2 separate regions of the Homo sapiens genome follow, and region 2 is linked to region 1. The links are chromatin loops, found by intact Hi-C in ENCODE. Cell type or tissue: heart left ventricle. All regions are shown on one strand. Links, peaks and the distances in the headings refer to the core of each region. The heading gives the core; the rest is flanking DNA. Region 1 overlaps LOC401324 (a long non-coding RNA gene). Region 2 holds the start of LOC401324 (a long non-coding RNA gene).

What was found. Hi-C counts contacts between places; a loop is a spot of excess contacts. Peaks named below come from ENCODE experiments on the same cell type or tissue, not always from the same donor. Only the 100,000 strongest peaks of a DNase experiment are listed, where the experiment ranks them.
Region 2: a loop joins it to region 1, with 2.2 times the contacts of the local background. A loop is called at or near these places in 2 of 110 quality-filtered maps.

Annotation. Positions count from the first base shown.
Region 1 is chr7:35,370,900-35,379,902 of GRCh38, forward strand. It overlaps LOC401324 (a long non-coding RNA gene), which reads left to right. Exons shown (of 3, transcript NR_038864.1): 3 at 2,136-5,577. Among named protein-coding and RNA genes, the nearest start is that of TBX20, 120 kb to the left of the region's middle. RefSeq lists an enhancer at 2,216-5,840. In heart left ventricle, for the core only: no CTCF peak of the experiment used is centred there; a DNase peak (open chromatin) is centred at 4,162; H3K27ac peaks cover 1,809 bases.
Region 2 is chr7:35,312,135-35,321,137 of GRCh38, forward strand. It overlaps LOC401324 (a long non-coding RNA gene), which reads left to right and starts at 1,721. Exons shown (of 3, transcript NR_038864.1): 1 at 1,721-1,806. In heart left ventricle, for the core only: no CTCF peak of the experiment used is centred there; no DNase peak of the experiment used is centred there.

The sequences.
Region 1 (9,003 bases), core at 2,643-5,142:
ATTAGGGGAGCAGGGTTTTTTATTTTCTCCAAAGTTTGCCATGGGCAGGATGAATGATGGCCCAGGGATGAGCTGTCAACATCAACAAAGGCTCTGAGCTGGGAGAGGGGGATGGGAAGCAAGGATGGGCAAAAGAAGGAGAGATTTTCCAGACAGAGCCAAGGAGCCCTGAGTGAGTCGCCTAGCAGGTGACAATGTCTGGTTGGCAGAATATCACTCTGAGGACAGGATGCAAAGTCAAGAACGAATCTGCAAGAAAGGCAAGTGCCAATCATAAGCAATATTGCCAGTAGAATCTCTGTCTTTTTTTTTTAATGCTTCTGAATTATTTTCCATCCCTTTTAACTGGCTTTTGAAAAGTCATTAAGCAAACCATATTTCTTAAAATAGGCCAACTCGCAAGAATTTTTCTAATAAAAGAGCAAGATTTCCACTGCTCTTTAGCCTGGAATAGCTCAGTCCAGCACATCTCTTGGCCAAGCAGGCCTGTGAATCTCCCACCAGGGTAGCTCCCATGAGCTGGAGTCTGGACAAGCCAGGACCTCCAATGCATGCACTGTGTTGCAGGTGGTGGTGAGGAGCTGGAAAGTATTTCACTTGATGTGGAGTAACTTTGGGGTGAGGTGTGATGTGCCGACATTTTTCATGGGTGTTCTAGTTAGCACCTGCCTGTGTTTGGCACCATAACTGGGAGTAAATACTGACTCCTCCCTGAGTAGCTTCAGGTCAGATGCAGAGATAGAGGAAATTGAGTAGGATATTCTTCTGGGTCAATGTGAGTGAGATAGATGGACATCTCTTTAGGGAATCAAGAGAGGAAGAGGTCTCTGTGATTGGGAGACACCAAGAAAACTTCGTTTTTAGGAGGTGGCCTTGAGCTGTAACTTGGACTAGGGTGGTATCTAGGAAGGCCAAGAGAAGAGACCCAGACATTTCCTTTGTGGCTAAAGACCTCAGTGCTTCCACTTGTAAGCCCAGCTGTACTTTGGTCCAGGGTCATTCCTGGTGGGGACTACGATGGTCCTGGACCCTAGGCCTGAATCTTGTCCTCTGAGTACTGATTTGTTCACTGCGCCTTCTTAGAGCTCGTCAGAGATGGTCCATTTGCACAGCAAACCTCCTGCCCAGCTTCTGGTCCCACACTTGCATCCTCCATTGGTGTGAAAATCCTGCACTAGAGCCAGGCTGTGGTCCTGGCATCTCGAGTTGCCTAGATATCCAAGTTCTTCTCTGAATAGCAAGAGATGGGACACACATACTTTGTCTCTTGTCCCCCCGCCCCCCCAGACACTGCCTGAAGCCTTGTTCCTAATGGACCAATAACCAGGGATCATGACATTGCTGCTCTTCCAGTATTTCCCTGTTACATGGGAATCCACCCAAACCAAGGCTTTTACTCAGCCTCGGAGCAGGTCAGCTTGAGTTAAAACCCTTCTGGGCAACTAATATGCACCCATTAAATATTTATTGGCTGAATTGGGTCCATGGAGGAGGAAAAACTTGATTGAGGCTTGAGCGTGGGACTTTTAGACAAGTGGCTAGAAGTGCGAAGGCATTCTCCCTAAAGGCAAAAGCTCAGAGTCAGCATCTTGTTGTTTATTGTTCAGAGGACAACAGTTTCTCTTCTTTCACTCTTGATGGCCAAGTTTAGACCGCCATTGCCCAACAGTCTCCAGGACAGCTCATCAGGGCCCTTGGTAGTCCAGGAGGCCCTTGGTCACTCAGGAGGCCCTAGTGATAGACCCCCTAGTCTGCCTGCTCATGGGAAGATACTGCTGATTTCCATAGATCAAGAGGGTTATTCTGCTCACACCACAGTCTGACCTTGGCCATCAGCCAGATTAAGTATAGGGTCATGTCATAGCTGGAACTCTCAGAGTATATTCTCCATACAAAACACAAAACCACTTCATGGCCTGTGAAGGATCCTGTCTAATTGCTGGGCCTGCACTAAACTGAGTTATCAATCCTATCCCCACAGGTCCCTACAGGCCCAGTGCTGTAGAAAGAGACAGTGCCAGTCAGGGCTGATTTGCTGGTGTGGCTGCTTTTATGTAGTGAATAATTCCTGTGTTCTTTTTTCTTATTCCACCGACTTTGATTAAAATTCCTTGTGAAAAGATATTCTGTTCCAGGGGATTTTTGTGCCACGAAGAAATGAAGACACCAGAAATTCAAGCCAAAGGCCTGGGGCTTCCTTGGCTCTTCTCCACTCCACCTCGAAGGGCATCTGTTTAGGTCCCAATAAGGAAGGTCTGTCCCTGGAAGATACTGTCTCACAGCACTTTGTATGAACGCAAGAGGCAGCATCTATGGTGGGAAAACACACATGATCAGCCAGTCTCACCAGTTGATTCTGCCTTAATCAACCCCAGCCCATGTCCCCTGTTCACACCTCAGGCAACTTCTGAAGTGGAGAAATGATCTGGAGGAAGTCGAAAAAGATAAGAATGGCAAGGATACAAAATGACCAGTGATCACTACATGATGCTTATTAATGGAAGACCAATTCCTCAGGAATCAGTTATAAAGCACATTTTTTTATCACGATGGATTTTCATGTCTACTTTCTTATATGAGTTTACACAAGTCTGTGAAGAAGGTGACTGTCTTAGCTTTACTGTAGTATAGAACTGTGCTATAACAAAAATACCAGAAACTGGCAGCTTATAAACAGCAGACATTTATTTTTCATAGTTCTGGAGGCTGGGAAGTTCAAGATCAAGGCACTAGCAGATTTGGTGTCTGGTGAAGACCCACTTCTGGTTCAAATAAGGCATCTTCTTGCTGTGCCTTCACTTGGCAGAAGAGACAAGGCAGCTCTCTGGGGCCTCTTTTTATAAAGCCACTAGTCCCATTTATGAGGGCTCCACCCTCATGACCTAATCACTTCCCAAAGGCCCCACCTCCTAATATCATCACATTGGTGATTATATATCACCCTATGAATTTCAGGGGCATACAACATTCAAATCACAACAGTATCCTGATTCTCATCTTAAAGATGAGGAAGCAGAGGTACTGCAAACTTAAATGAGTCACCCAAGTTCAGGCATGGGCGAGCCTAGGATGCAAGGCCAAGTCTATCTGACACCAGATACATGGCTGTATGGGCTCCACCACATTTCATCTTAGTACATAACCTATGTGCATAAGATGGACTGAACCCCTCTTCCTTCTCCTCTGTCTTCACTCCTATGCAGATCTCCAGACCCTTCTACCCATCCTAAAATGGTGGAACTCATGACCCATCAAGAAAGGATCCTCAGGGAGTGGCTCCTTGTGGGTCAGCTTCAAAGTGTCAGGAAAAGAAACTCACTCCTGTTTAGGAGCCCCCTAAATATGCGGAATGTGGTACAAAGAGCCCCAGGCTGGTGATGCCGTTTGGCTGTGTCTCCACCCAAATCTCATCTTGAATTGTAGCTCCCATGATTCCCACATGTTGTGGGAAAGACCCTGTGGGAGATATTTCAATCATGGGGGTGATTTCCCCCATATTTGTCTCATGGTAGTGAATAAGTCTCATGATATCTGATGGTTTTATAAGGGGAAACCCCTTTCACTTGGTTCTCGCTCTCTCTTTGCCTGCTGCCATGTAAGAAGTGCCTTTCGCCTTCAGCCATGATTGTGAGTCCTCCCCAACCACGTGGAACTGTGAGTCCATTAAACCCCTCTCCTTTATAAATTACCCAGTCTCGGTATGTCTTTATCAGCAGCATGAAAACAGACTAATACAGCTGGCCTCCACAGCCCCCCTGTTGCCAGCTCCCGCTGTGATCTTGGGCAAGTGACTTTCTCCTTCTACTCCCAATTCCCTCTTGGCTCCTTGCCAGTTCCAATGCTCCCAGATTCTAATCTCCCACTGTCCAAATCTTGGGAATGGACACTGAAATACATTTCTTGTTACCTACGAATTACGGTTTGCTTTCATTCTCCTCTTCAATCCCAGTCTTCTCTATTTGCTGCACAGAGTTCAGAAATGCATTGTTTCCAATGCAGAAGCTCACGCCAGTGCACTGGGGCTGCTAAAAACACCCCGAGGGCCCACCCCTCCCAGGGCGATGCCAGACCAGAGGATGGAGCCCTGGGTCTCTTCACTTTGCGCCACATTATCACAGAAAGGTGGATTAGAAGTTATCTCCGCTCTGCTTTCTCTCAGAGCTCCTTGGCAACACAGCCACCTCGATATAAATATACACCAGCAACGTGCGCAACCTCATACTCCACGGTGAGGCCTCCAGAGGCCCCAGGGCAGATACCGCCGGGGAGCAAGGACATCAGGAGATCCCCAGGACACAAAGGAGTGCCAGCCTCAACGCTTCAAGGTCAAATATGGCACCCATCAAATAAAACGCCTGTGATCCTGATAATTCTCTGGCACCCTATTCCAAAAGCTGGAGGTCTTTAATCTCTCTGAATAGCCAAATATTTCACAGTTGATGCTTCTTTTGCATTCTTTATAATTAAACAAGGAGCCAAATTTTTAATACCTTTCCTGTCTTTCTCTCCCTGGTGTTGCTAATGTAACACATTCAGGTCAAATCTCTGTTGGTTTTGGTCACTGGCTGTTTCAAGGCCTAAAAGGAAAGAGTGAGATCTTTCAAAGAATGGAGATTAAAATCAAACACAACGAAGGAGCTACTTTTGAATGTAATAATGTGGAACACTTTAAAGTCGAATTAATTAAAGGAAACATAAACCAATGCATTCCTGGCTCCATGTTAACTGCGGCTGTCTAAAAGACCTTGAGATGTTCAAGAGACCAGTGTAAATAAGTTATTTTGGTTAGCACAAGCTCAGGGGCCTGCCACTTTCCTCTCGCTGGTGCTGTCTTTGGTAGAGCCATAGATAGAACCAGCCACAAACTTGATTCGGGCATAAGCAGGAGACACACACATCAGCATAAAGGGGGCTCCAAAAAAGGCCCTCTTGCTTGGAGACACAGGAACCAGACTCCCCAAATGTCTCTCACTTACACAGCAATCCTCCTCAGACTTAGGAGGCTCTGTCAAACATTTTCAAAATTACAGGGAACCTGGAAAGAAAATACAATAAAGAGATCAGAGACCTAAAGTGCCAGACCAAAGAGAAGAACCAGAAAAAGCAAGACGTGTTCATTGTAAATATTTTGAAACTGTATTCTTATCTCAGTTCAGTGCTGTGTACTGCCTTTTCTCTGGTAATTGTAAATATTTAATGTGTTATAGCTCCATCTCCTTACTGATACGGGAAACATGAATAAATCCACATGGACAGGATGTGTGTTTTCCACTTGCAGACTGTCTGAGAGAGTGAGCATCAGGAGGGGCTGCTGTGGACAGTTGCACAGGCTGTGGCCTGTACCAGAGTGCCTGGTGGAGGGGCCTGGAAAAGACACCCCAGCCACCTGGCTCAGAGAGGGACAGAAGAAGGAGTCACTGTTCATTCTGAGCAAAAAGCCCTTTTGTATATTTAGTTAGGCTAGGGGCTATGTGTGTGTGCTTTTTAGAGATTTACATTTTACTAGTGTGAGGGGAACTGAGCAGAGCTCATGGAAAAACTGTTCCTGTTTATTGAAATAAAAATTCCAGAATTTTTTTTCAGTCTCAGTATGATTTTCTCTAAAACTAAAGTACAAAAATGTTTATGCAGTTTCCCCTTTTCAATTCCCTCAGCAGCCGAGGTCCTCTCTTGGGTCCTGATTTTCCTTGCAAACTGACCAAAGGAAGCTTCCAGAAGCAACTGTCCACTACAAGAGGAAGGTGTGGCCATGAGGGAAGACGGAGGCTCCAGAGGTCCTGGCTCTGCAGAGACCGCGGTGCTGCCTCCCAGCCTGCCTGAAACCTGACTTGGTTTGCACCAGCGGGTGCCCAGGCCTCCACAGAGTCTTCGGTTCTCCAGGTTTCCCATGCCGCCATTCTTGATCAGTTTTCATCTCACCTCTGTGGTTTCTACCTCCTGTAGATGCTTCAACTCCGCCACTGAAGCCAATGCTGCCTGCTTCCTCCGGTGACAGCAGCAAAGCAGGCAGCAGTGGCCTTGGAGGCTCTGGCTGGACCCACTGTCATGCATTGTCTTCCACGGTTACTCAGGCACCTTTCCTTTACCTGGAAAATATCTCTGAGCTCAAACATTCAACTCACATCTTGGAGCCATAACAAATAAAGGAAGACGGCTTTGGTAACTCAGTAAAGCTTGGGGCTGCAGTCTTGATGAGGAGGGCAAGTTCCGAGTCCAGATGGCTTGAATTCCAATGCATCTCTGCAGCTTACACACAGCGGGCCCTTGAGCATGGGATCTGCTGGACTCAGTTTCCTCATTTTTAAAGAGAGGGTAGTAACAATAGTTCAAGCCTCATAGGGTTGTCCTGAGAATTAAGGATTAACACTTGTGAAGTTGCTTAGAGTAGTACTTAAAAGATTAAGTGGTCAATTAGCTTAGCTATTATTCGGTTAACTATTATTATGATTATTATTTCCAAATGGCTTGAGAGTCAATGGGTGGTAGAGCCCCAGAAACGTTTATTGCTTTCCAAATGGCCTTCCAAATCTGATGCTCAGTTGCCATGTTAGGGAACTCCTAAGGCACAGTAGGCACGGTAGGCACACACAACACACACATGAAAGTACCAAGCACACAGAGGTATACACACACGTGTACACACGAACTGATCCATGCCGCCATATGCATACACATGTACATACATGCATAACTTCAGGAACAATCTGGGGCAGAATCTCCAATCAAGGTTCCATGGGAGATGACAGACTTTACTTGGCTTAGCTATCATCCAACTGATGCCTGGCCTAGATACCAAGTTGCCACGATACAAACTGTGAGATGTGCCAGTGCCAGGTCTCTACTGGGTCTGCAGAAGGCCAGCTCACAGAGGGGCCCTATGGCTGAATGGTATTTTCTTCAGAGTCCTAGCTTAGGATGCTGCAAAGACCTCTGAGAATGCCAGTCTTTCCCCTCTCTCCCTCCCCCAGAAGAAGTTTCAGGGGATTCTACAGGCTAACATTAAAGTTCACAGGCTGGAGGGTCCCAGCTACTGCTATTATATCAACACATGGGGGCAGGTAGTGATGGCTGCTCCTCCAGAGAGATTACATAGCAATGCCAAAGTTCCCTGGCCTGGTACAGAATGACGGCCCAATAAAGAGTTGCTGAACAAATGACCAAAAAATAACAATAAATCCCAGCTCAGCGACTTATTGGCTAATACCCCTGGGTAAGTCCATACCATTTCTTTACCTTAACTCCCTCCTGCATAAAATGGAGATAATCATAACTACCCACAGGTGTGCTTGGGGACTAGTTGTTAAACCAAACCAGAGACTCGATGCACAATAGTGGCTTTCCTCTCAGAAGTGGCGGGGACCCCAGGGAAGTGCAAACAAGGGACTTTCTCTTTAGGATGAGCATCTGTGGACTTTGCACTTTGCCATGGAGCCAGGAAGAATGATGCCTGAGCAAAAGTCTGTGATGAGGACACTCCCAGTCAGGAAAAGCCATTCCATCCTTGGCCCACTGTGGGGGTGGGGGGGGCACAGTGCTATCTCCCTCTGCAGAAGGCTCAGATGGAGTGTGTGCTGCATTTCACAGCTCAGTCCCCAGCTGGTAAGGCAGGGGCGATCTGCCCAGAGCTCACCCTGAGCGGTGGGAATCTCCTTGGGCTTTTGCCATCTTTATCAGTTTTATGGCCTCTTTTTGTTTTGCTTATTGAATTTGTCTTTCAGGAGAAAGGACTAGGTTTGGGAGCAGAGAAAGCAAGAAGCAAATGTGTTTGGACCCAGGTTCCAACAGCAACTGAGCATACCATAGACCCTCACAGCAGAGAGAGCAGCTCTGCTTATGGAATAAAAGACAGCAAAGCCAAACACAGTCCCTTTGGACCTTAATCAAACAGGCTCATCTGATTAAAATTCTAGGACAGTCTCCCAAAGTCTGATTTTCTAGATGCTCCAAGGTGTTTCCAAATATTTCAATAGCACAAAACGTTGGGATATACTGAGACAGAGTTCAATATATACAAAATTCACTTTGATTCATAATAATAAACACACTCACACATGCTAAGCTATAGGGTTTATTTGGATGCAGGGTCTGTCAGAAAATGATGAGAGTGTGCTGCAACCCCAGAAAGGTGGAAATCATCGCACCAGACAACTATTTTATGTCCCTCTTTGGACTTGAAGGTCATAAATATTCTTCCCACAATTTCCAGCTGTATTTCACAAATGGGATGTAGAGAATTACTCTATGTTCTTTAACCTGTCTTTTTCTGTGGTTTTGAAGATCACTTAATAGTTTTCTTGCATCTTATAACATCTTTATTATGTGAGATGGGGGATTCTTTCTCTCTTTATAGCTTTTTCTCTACTCTCAGCCTCAGCCCCTTCCCATACCTAAAGATGTGTGTCATTAATTCATTTATTTATTCAATGAATGTTCAGTAAGAGTGTATTAGAAGTCATGCTAGGAACTGGGGATGTATACTGAACAAGACAGACATGGTTTTAGCTCTTAAGAAGCTCACAGTCTAGTGAGGAGACAGAAAATATGTCAACTTACATGACTGAGGATGTAATTAAGAGGTGATGCTGTGGTGTGCCACCTGGATCCCCATTTAGCACAGGAGAAATCATTCTGCAGCTGCTGGGAGTTCCGCCAGAACACAGCCTCCACTGGACCCTCTTGGGGACTGCCTCACCTGAAGACAGCTGCCTCATCCAGGGTCATGGCCCCTTCTCAGGGTAGTACACATTCCATGTCATTTCACCCTGTGCCCCACTCTGGATGACTCCGAAGGGCCATCCTAGCTTCTGAGTTCCCACATTCGCAAACCCTTGGCTGCACCTTCCTCTTTCCATTTGACTGTTGACCTGGGAAGCAGCCAGAGTTGTGTTCTCAACCAATGTCCCTTCCTCCACCAACTCTTAGAAAGAAGATAGCAGAAAGCAAAAAAAGAGGACTGGTGATGGCTTATGACATTCTGGAAGGTGACAATCTCCAGAAACAGGG
Region 2 (9,003 bases), core at 3,930-6,429, 57 kb before region 1:
TCATTTTTAGCAATAACATGTCTAGGTGCAAGTCGTTGTTATTCCATCCATTTTGTATTTTCAATTTGAAATTCACTTCTCCCTTTAGCTCTGGGAAATGTCTTTGGTTGTTTCTTTGACAATTGTCTCCTCTGAATTCATTTGGCATCTTTCATTTTGCACTTCTGTTGGTTGGGTGTTGGACTTCCTGGTTTGATGCTCCTGTTATCTCTTATTTTTATTGCTCATAGTTTTTAATCCCTTCAACTTTTTGCTTTTATGCTCTGAGAGGTTTTCTAGATCTCTGCTCCCCAACTCTTCTATTAAAATATTTATTTCAGCAATCATATTTTTAATTTCCAAAACTAATGTCTTATGTACACTAGTCATTTCTTTGATTGTTTCCTATTCTTGATCTATGGATTAAATAGCTCTTTAAATCCCAGTGTGCCTACTAATTAGATTTTGTTCTTAAAAACAAATCACGGCCGGGCACGGTGGCTCACGCCTGTAATCCCAGCACTTTGGGAGGCCGAGGCGGGCGGATCACGAGGTCAGGAGATCGAGACCATCCCGGCTAAAACGGTGAAACCCCGTCTCTACTAAAAATACAAAAAATTAGCCGGGCGTAGTGGCGGGCGCCTGTAGTCCCAGCTACTTGGGAGGCTGAGGCAGGAGAATGGCGTGAACCCGGGAGGCGGAGCTTGCAGTGAGCCGAGATCCCGCCACTGCACTCCAGCCTGGGCGACAGAGCGAGACTCCGTCTCAAAAAAAAACAAACAAACAAACAAAAAAAAAACAAATCACTGAACTTGAATGATGCTCCTATTCAGTTTCTCTTGGGCTTCCTCTTTCAAACTGCTATTTTTCCTGAACTGTCGGGATGCCTTTGAGTGTTTATAGGTATTTAAGAATGGGAAATGGGAAGGCTAATGAAGAACTCTCTGGGTTTGGCCTGTTGAACTGGCAGGCATCTTTTTAAGGTGAGCAGATGAGGAGCTAATCACCATGTTGATGGCCTCCCTAAAGCCAGAATGAGGACTGCATTACTTCTAGGTGCTAACATCTATGGGAGCTGCCTTAATTCACCTTAGGTATTGTCTTAGAATGTTTTTGCTGCTGTAACAGAATGCCACAGAAGTTTATTTGGCTCTTGAATCTGGAGGCAGAGAAGTTCAAGATGGAGGGGCCACGTCTGATGAAGTTCTTCTCGTTGCATCTTAATGGGGCTGGAGGAATCTCATGGCAAGGAGGCATCCAGAGGAGACAGAAGACGAAATAGGGCTGAACTCATCCTTTTATTGGGAGTCCACTTCCATGATAACTAACCACTCCCGCAGTAACCGTTTAACTCCATTCATGAGGGTGAAGACCTCATAACCGAATCACCTCTTAATATCGATGCATTGGGGATTAAGCTTTCAACACATGAACTTCGAGGGCCACATTCAAACCACAGCAGTATCCTGTGGTTATTCTCTTTTTTTTTTCTTTTTTTCTTTTTTTTCTTTTTTTTTTTTTTTTTTTTTAGAAAAATGCCCTTGTGTTTTGGCTGGGAATAAATGCCTGTTGGCCTGAGCTTTGTGCAAGAGTGGAGGTGTTTACTATTTCGTTGACAGTCCTCTCACTCTCCCTGGTTTTTGGCCCTGCTCCTTGTTTCCATTCTTGAGTGCATTGACTCTGTGTCCAGGGGTTACATGGTTCTGCTGCTTTCAAATTCCTGCAGCTTTTTCAAGGCTGCTCTTTCTTCTGTTCTGCTGCAAGCCACTAATGCTTCTCCATTTACTTCCTGTCTTCTGAAAATTCATTAAAACTTCTTGTATGTTGGTGAGTATCCTCCCATTCTCTTGGCTGCTACATGCTTATGTCTTTATTGATTTTTAATCATCTTAGGACTCAAGAGATACAGAGTCTAACGTGGGGACTTTGTCTGTAATCTTAAAGCTGAGTCCCCTAATATGCTTAAGAGGAATCCCTTAAATTTCATACATATATGATTTAAGCCCAGATTTGTTTGTTTGGTTGTTTTTAAACACATTTTATTGTTTATATTTGAGGTTTACAATGTGACGGTATGGAATACATTTAGATAGTAAAATGTTCACTTACAGTGAAGCAAATTAATGTATTTATCATCTCACATAGTTACTCGTATGTGTGTACATCTGTGACAAGAGCAGCTAAAATCTACTTATTTAACAAAATTCCCAAATACATACAATTTTATTAACCATAATCTTCATGCTGTATATTAGATCTCTAGAATTGTTCATCCTACAAATCTGCTACTTTGGATTCTTTAACATATATCTCCCCATTTTAAGTCAAGCTTTGAGAAATAAGTAGAATGTGTATAGAAACAGAGGATTGTAGAAGACAGACCAAATAGAGGACATGTTTGAGCCGTGGTGTGGAGATAGGTTTGACCATGCTAGGTTTGAAAGACTAATGAGGACACCAACCTAGTAGGAGCCCAAAGTTCCAGGAGGAGAGTCACAGGAAATAGGGCTGGCAAAGGAATCTGGATCTAGAGCTTTTCGTTCTAGATGGGAAAATTTGGCCAATAGATTTTGAGCAAAGCAAAAAAGCAATGAAATCAAGATTTTAGAAAGATTAATTTGGCAGGACATGAAAAATGCTTTGAGAGTAGGTAGACTGGAGGCAGAGAGCCAGCTAGGAAAAAATTGTGATCATCCATTTGTGAAATGAGGGATGGTGGCAGCAGAAATAGAAAAGTAGGAAGCGATGTAGGCAAATCAGAAATGACTATGTATGGTACTCAGTGACTGATTGGATATGGAGGACAAGATGATGCTAAGTTTTCAGGACTAGATAACTATAAAGAATTATTGACATTGATGTACTTAGAAAATTCACAGGCACCCATCTGACTTCCACCTCCTCTCTCTTCAAGATTAGTTTACCCATAGTAGAAATCTTGTTTTCCAGCCTACATTTCATAGGTAGTGGTAGCAGAGACGCCTGGTGGTAGTGATGATGGTGGAGATAGTAGTGATGATGGAGGTAGTGATAATGGAGGTGGTGGTAGATATGGCAGTAGTGATGGCAAAGGTGGTGTTAACAGTAGTGATGTGAATGTTCAAGGTGGTGGTAGTGGTGGTAGTAATGGTGAGAGTGGTGATAATTATGAGGAATGTGAGGTGAAATAGTGGAGGTGATTGTGGTGGTGATTGTACTAATGGAGGTAATTGAGATTAATGGTGGTGGTGGTGACAATGATGGTAATTATAAAGGGGGCTTGTGATAGTTATGAGGAAGGTGGTGATGGTGATGACGGTGGTGACGGAGATGACCTTGGTAGTAGTGATAATGGTGATGGTAGCAGAGATAGTTGGATGGCGGTAGTGATGATGATCGAGGTGGTGGTGGTAATTGTGTTGGTAGGGGATGGTGTTGGTAGGGGTAGTGGTGGCGATGTTAGAGGTGTGGATGATTTCAGAAATGGAGGAAGTGGTATTAGTGGTGGTAATGGCGCTGGTGATGATAATAGTGACAGATGATTGTGGTGGGGATGGTGGTGGGCAGGGTAGTAGTGAGAGTGGTTGTGGTGATTATAAGTGGTGATATTGATAATGGTGGTAATGATGATGGAGGTGGTGGTGATGGTAGTACTGGTTGCTATAATAGTGATTGTGCTGTGGGTGTTGTAGTGATGGAGGGAATCACAGTGGTGACTCTGTGGGTGGTGGTGATGGTAATAGTCCTTGTGATTGTGGTTGGGTGTGGTGCTGCTATTGGGCACATCTTAGCTATGCAACTGTAACTTTAAGTCTTGATCTTACTCTTTATACACATAGGGACTTTAGGAGAAAAAGGAATAGGATCTTACTCTTTCTACATATAAGGACTTTGGGAGAAAAAGGAATAGGAATAGGATCTTACTCTTTATATATATAAGGACTTTAGGACGAAAAGGAATGTGGCTCTCCACAGAACTATGAGACCCTGCTCTATTCTCTAGCCCCAGGTGATTAGATGAGGAATGGAAAGCTGACTCAGGGGAGCCAATCTTTAATCCGAGTTAAGAAGATCTTCTTTCTTTCTTTTTTTTTTTTTAGGGACAAGGCCTCCCAAAGTGCTGGGGTTACAGGCATGAGCCACTGCACCCAGCCTCAGTCAATTTTTTTTTCTTTGTTTGTTTGAGACGGAGTTTTGCTCTTGTTGCCCAGGCTGGAGTGCAAAGGCGTGATCTCGGCTCACTGCAACCTCCACCTCCCGGGTTCAAGCGATTCTCCTTCCTCAGCCTCCTGAGTAGCTGGGATTACAGGCATGTGCCACCACACCTGGCTAATTTTGTATTTTTAGTAGAGATGGGGTTTCTCATGTTGGTCAGGCTGGTCTCGAACTCCTGACCTCAGGTGATCCGCCCGCCTCAGCCTCCCAAAGTGCTAGGACTACAGGTATGAGCCACGATGCCTGGCCAAGTTAAGAAGAATTTCAACCTCTAGGATTTAGCTAAAGGCTTGGAAATTATATTGTAAGGTGTGAACATTTAAACTTAAGAGACTTGTGGAGTCAGAACTTCAGTCATCACCATGGCAATGGAATGGTGCATAGAGTCAGGGTTAAGAAATAGCTCACAAGCCATGAGTAATGAGAAAAGGCCAATGTGCCAAGAGAAACAGCAGAGGAAGCAGGTGGGTAGAGAGAAGCAGAATGAGTAAGAGCCAGCCTTCATCCCGCCTGACAATGTCCAGGCCCCTTGTGTTCCCAGAGACCCATCCATGTCTGTTCTGGTCTTGCATGTCCATGAGCTTGCCAGTTGTATCTACTCCATAAACTTCCCTTTTATTTGAATTACTTAGTATGTATGGGTTTCTGTTTCTCACAGTGAAATACGAGGGACTAAGATGTTCATGAAGTAAATTGCTCATTTTCCATGCTTTTTGCAGACTTCTTCAAAGGTCACTAGACCCTAGATACCACTATTAGATGCATTTGTGCTTGGGTCCTTCAGCCCTCTCCCAGACAGACCACAAGCCTAAGAATTTTATTTAAGACCATGTCCATTTCTCACAGGGTCCAAGCTTTACTTAACATAATCTAGTACTTAATAATTCCCCATTAGTATTTCCAAATTAGAGTTCCCTCCCCCAATGGGACATCACATCCTGCTCCTCTAGTTGTGGGAATGTCTCTAGATTGTGTCTCCCATACCCTCTTGCTATGATCTTGTTTCTCTGGTTTGCATCCTCGTGACTTACACCTTGATCCTTCTCTGCCTGCCTCCTTCAGATGCCTAACTGGAACTCTCCATCTGACTTTGGTTTGGTTCACTCATAAGATGCTGACTCTGGTGTCTCCCTCCCACAGACAATGAAGCACAGCTGATGGATGAGCTGGACTTGGGCCTGATGCCCTAGTCTTCTGCTGGGTTGGGAGAGAGGGGTGGAAGCCTAGAGAGAACCCTTCTCTACTGCATACCATCCATGTGCCAGGTGTTCTATGACTTGGGAGATCAGCATTCTTGCCTTCATTTTATAGTTGATAAACCTGAAGCTCAGAGAGCTAAAAGTAACTTGCCTAAGTTTATATAGTGAATGAGTGCCAGATCTGGGGTATGAACCCAGGTGGATTTGACTTCAAAACTCATCTTTCACTTTTAAACTGTGCTGACTTGCCAAGGGATTAAATAAACCAACATTTGTTGAGCACTATGGCAGTGACTTTAAGTTGTCCCCCAATGTTCATGTTCTCCTTTTTTCTTAATTGCAAAGCCCTGGTTTGTTTTGGTATGGAAATGTACCCCCTAAAAGACTCTATACCCCAGGCTTCCTGAAGCAAAGTATGCCCATGCAAAGCTGGTATGATGAGATGGAAGGGTTAAGGCGTGGTGGTGGTGGGAGGGAGGTTCCAGAAAGGCTGCTAAGAGCTTATAGTTGCTCTAGTTGATAAGTTCTCTCCTGTGCCCTTTCTTCTTGCTTCTAGAGAGCTCTAATGACCACTTTGGATATGAGGATATCCTGAAGAGAGCATCCATAGTCTAGAATAATGGAGACAGGGTCCCTGAGGTCTTCAATGCTGCCATATTGGCTCTGGGCTCCCTGCTTCTGTACTGTTGTATGTGGAAGAGCTATAAATGCCTATTTTGTTTAAGCTACTTTTATATGCAGTAGGACTCAAGCACCTTCTCTATGTCAGACGGTATGCTAGCACTTTAATGTTTCATTGCCTCTATTCCAGATGAGAATCCTGTTTCAGAAAGCTCAGGTAATTGACCTAACATCACACAGCCAGTTAAGTGGCATGATTTGACATATTGCTCTAGTATAATATAAATCTAAATTCCTGAACATGACATGTAAAATACCTGTGGTCTTCCATTTTGTTTTAGGCTTTTGAAAATGTTCTTCCCTCTGCCTAGAATTCTCTGCCTCTACTTTTCATCTGGAAGACTCCCAGTCATCCTTCATGACCCAGTCGAAGTGCTACCTCCTCTTTGCAGTCTTTGCTAAACAGCTGTCTCAGGACACATCTTTCTTCTGTGCTCCTGTTGCCGCATGCTGAACCTTATTAAGATGTTGCGTTGCATAAGACACGTACATTATATTGCACAGTATGATAATTGTTTAGATGCCTGTCTCCTCTCTAAAATGTCAGCTTCTTCTTCTTTTTTTTTTTTTTTTTTTTTTTTGTTTTTTTGTTTTTTTTGAGATGGAGTCTTGCTCTGTCACCCAGGCTGGAGTGCAGTGGCTTGATCTCAGCTCGCTGCAACCTCTGCCTCCCAGGTTCAAGCGATTCTCCTGCCTCAGCCACCCAAGTAGCTGGGATTACAGGCACCCACCACCACGCCCAGCTAATTTTTGTATTTTTAGTAGAGATGGGGTTTCACCATTGACCAGGCTGGCCTCGAACTCCTGACCTCAGGTGATCCCCCCCCACCTGGGCCTTCCGAAGTGTTGGGATTACAGGCGTGAGCCACCGTGCCTGGCCAGCTTCTTCTTTGTTAAAATTTTAGATTCAGGGGATACATGTGCTTTTTCGTTACATGGATATTACATGAATAATGGTGGGGACTGGGTTTCATGTACCTATCTCCCAAATATTGGACATTGTGCCTAGTAGGTAATAAAACGTCAGCTTCCTTAGAGGCAAGATCTTTCCATCTCTATTCTCAGCATTAGTTCACTGCTTGACACCAAAAAAGTAAATATTCATTGAATGACTAACTGCCTGAATGAATAAAAGTAGGCAGTTATGTTCAATGATACCTTTTATTAATAGTAAACTTCAGGGGCTTACTCTAGCATATTGAGGTTTATCTCTTCATGTCTCTAAAGCCACCTGGGAAGCAAAGAGAAGTATGTCCCTGGTGGGTTACTTTAAATGAAGATCTAAGATCTCAGGTCTCCGTGGATGGAGACCTTTCAGCTCATTTTTAACTCTCATTCCACAGCCCCTGCATCTAAAGATGATTGCAGCATATTTCCAATTCAAAATATCATTTTGTTGGGAGATGTGACTGAAAAGCTTATAAAGGTGGATTTGATTCTTGCTTTATTCCTTTCAAAAAATGGAATCAGCTCTAACACAGCATCCTTTTTTAAGATTTCGAAAAGTCTGAATCCATTTTAAACTAGATTGTGATTGACAAACCCACGGGAACACTAGCGAACAGTTAAATACTAATTAGCCAAACCCCCGCTACTCTCCCAGCTGTCAAAGGCAGAGATAGAGACAAAAGCTTCAATTAAACCTGAGTTGGTCCCCAAGGAGGGAGAGGTCAAAGGGGAGTGTTCAGTCAACTGTGAGATTATGTGAACACAGTCCCAAGTAATAATCATAAAAAATCCAAATGTACCTTTACATATTTAAAAATACATTATACTGACATTAAAACTCTCTTTTTGTCATTTTACTCTCCTCAATCTTCCCATCATTTCAATGTTTCCCATTATTTTTAGGATAAAATCCAAAGCCTTTCCCCTGACTTTCTGCCGCCAATGAAAATTTCCAGTTGTATTTGTCACTTACTCCTTGCCCTGGAGCACCTGCCCACTGGTCAAATGTGACCCCAGGTACATGGAGCTCAGGCTGAACTATACTCCAGCCTCCCCTTGGGCTGTCCAAATATGAGCTACCTATTCAGACTTAGCAACATGCTACCTCTTCTTAATCATCCGTTCAATTAAAATACCAGTTAACAACACAATTTCACTTATATAATCTCTTCTACACCTCCCTACAGCTTTAAGAGTTAGCTGTGGGGAAAGATAAATGCACCGAGACCAAGAGAGAATTCAGTGTTATTGTCCAAAGCCACACAGACACCAGGTGAAGAGCCAGGGCTGGAGCCTAGAACTCAGACTGCAGCCCTTGCCTCTCTTGTCGCATCATTGACTAGCCTTCCCAGGTGGTGGCTCAAAGCCTGTGCCACCTCCCAAGGAGGTTTTTCTGTCTGGGGAAAAGTGAGAAAAACATGATGAATTCTTCAAAAAGCTTAATCTAGTCAATTTACTAGACTCTCTTTTATTCTAACATTATACTTTTAGAATTAAAATGTAATTTATTTTTACTAAAGTAGTGGAAATAAGTTATGGTAAATTATTGTATAATTTATTTGACAATTAAATGTAACTCTGTATTATGTCAGAAAACCAGCTCTATTATTCTGATGACAAATTCCCCCAGGACTCCTTGTAGGCTGAGTTGTCCATTCTCTCGTTGGGCCACCCTGTCAGTAGAATAATCCCCCAGTAGAGCACCTGTCACTGCCCAGCTCCTATGTGTTTACTGGCCCTCTCCCCTTCTAGACCACGAGTTCCACGGAGTATGAATTCTGTGCCCTAACACCAGAATACCTGTCTCCATCAAAATTGGGTAACCACCAAGAATATGATCTACATCTAAATGTGGGCTGCTGAACTGATGTTCAGTTGAATCAACAACATCCACAATAATAGTACCTAACATTTATTGAATATGTCCTAACTGCTTAAAATCACATTTTCTGCTCTACATGCATTATCTCATTGGAAGTCAACATCCATGAGCTGGATCATT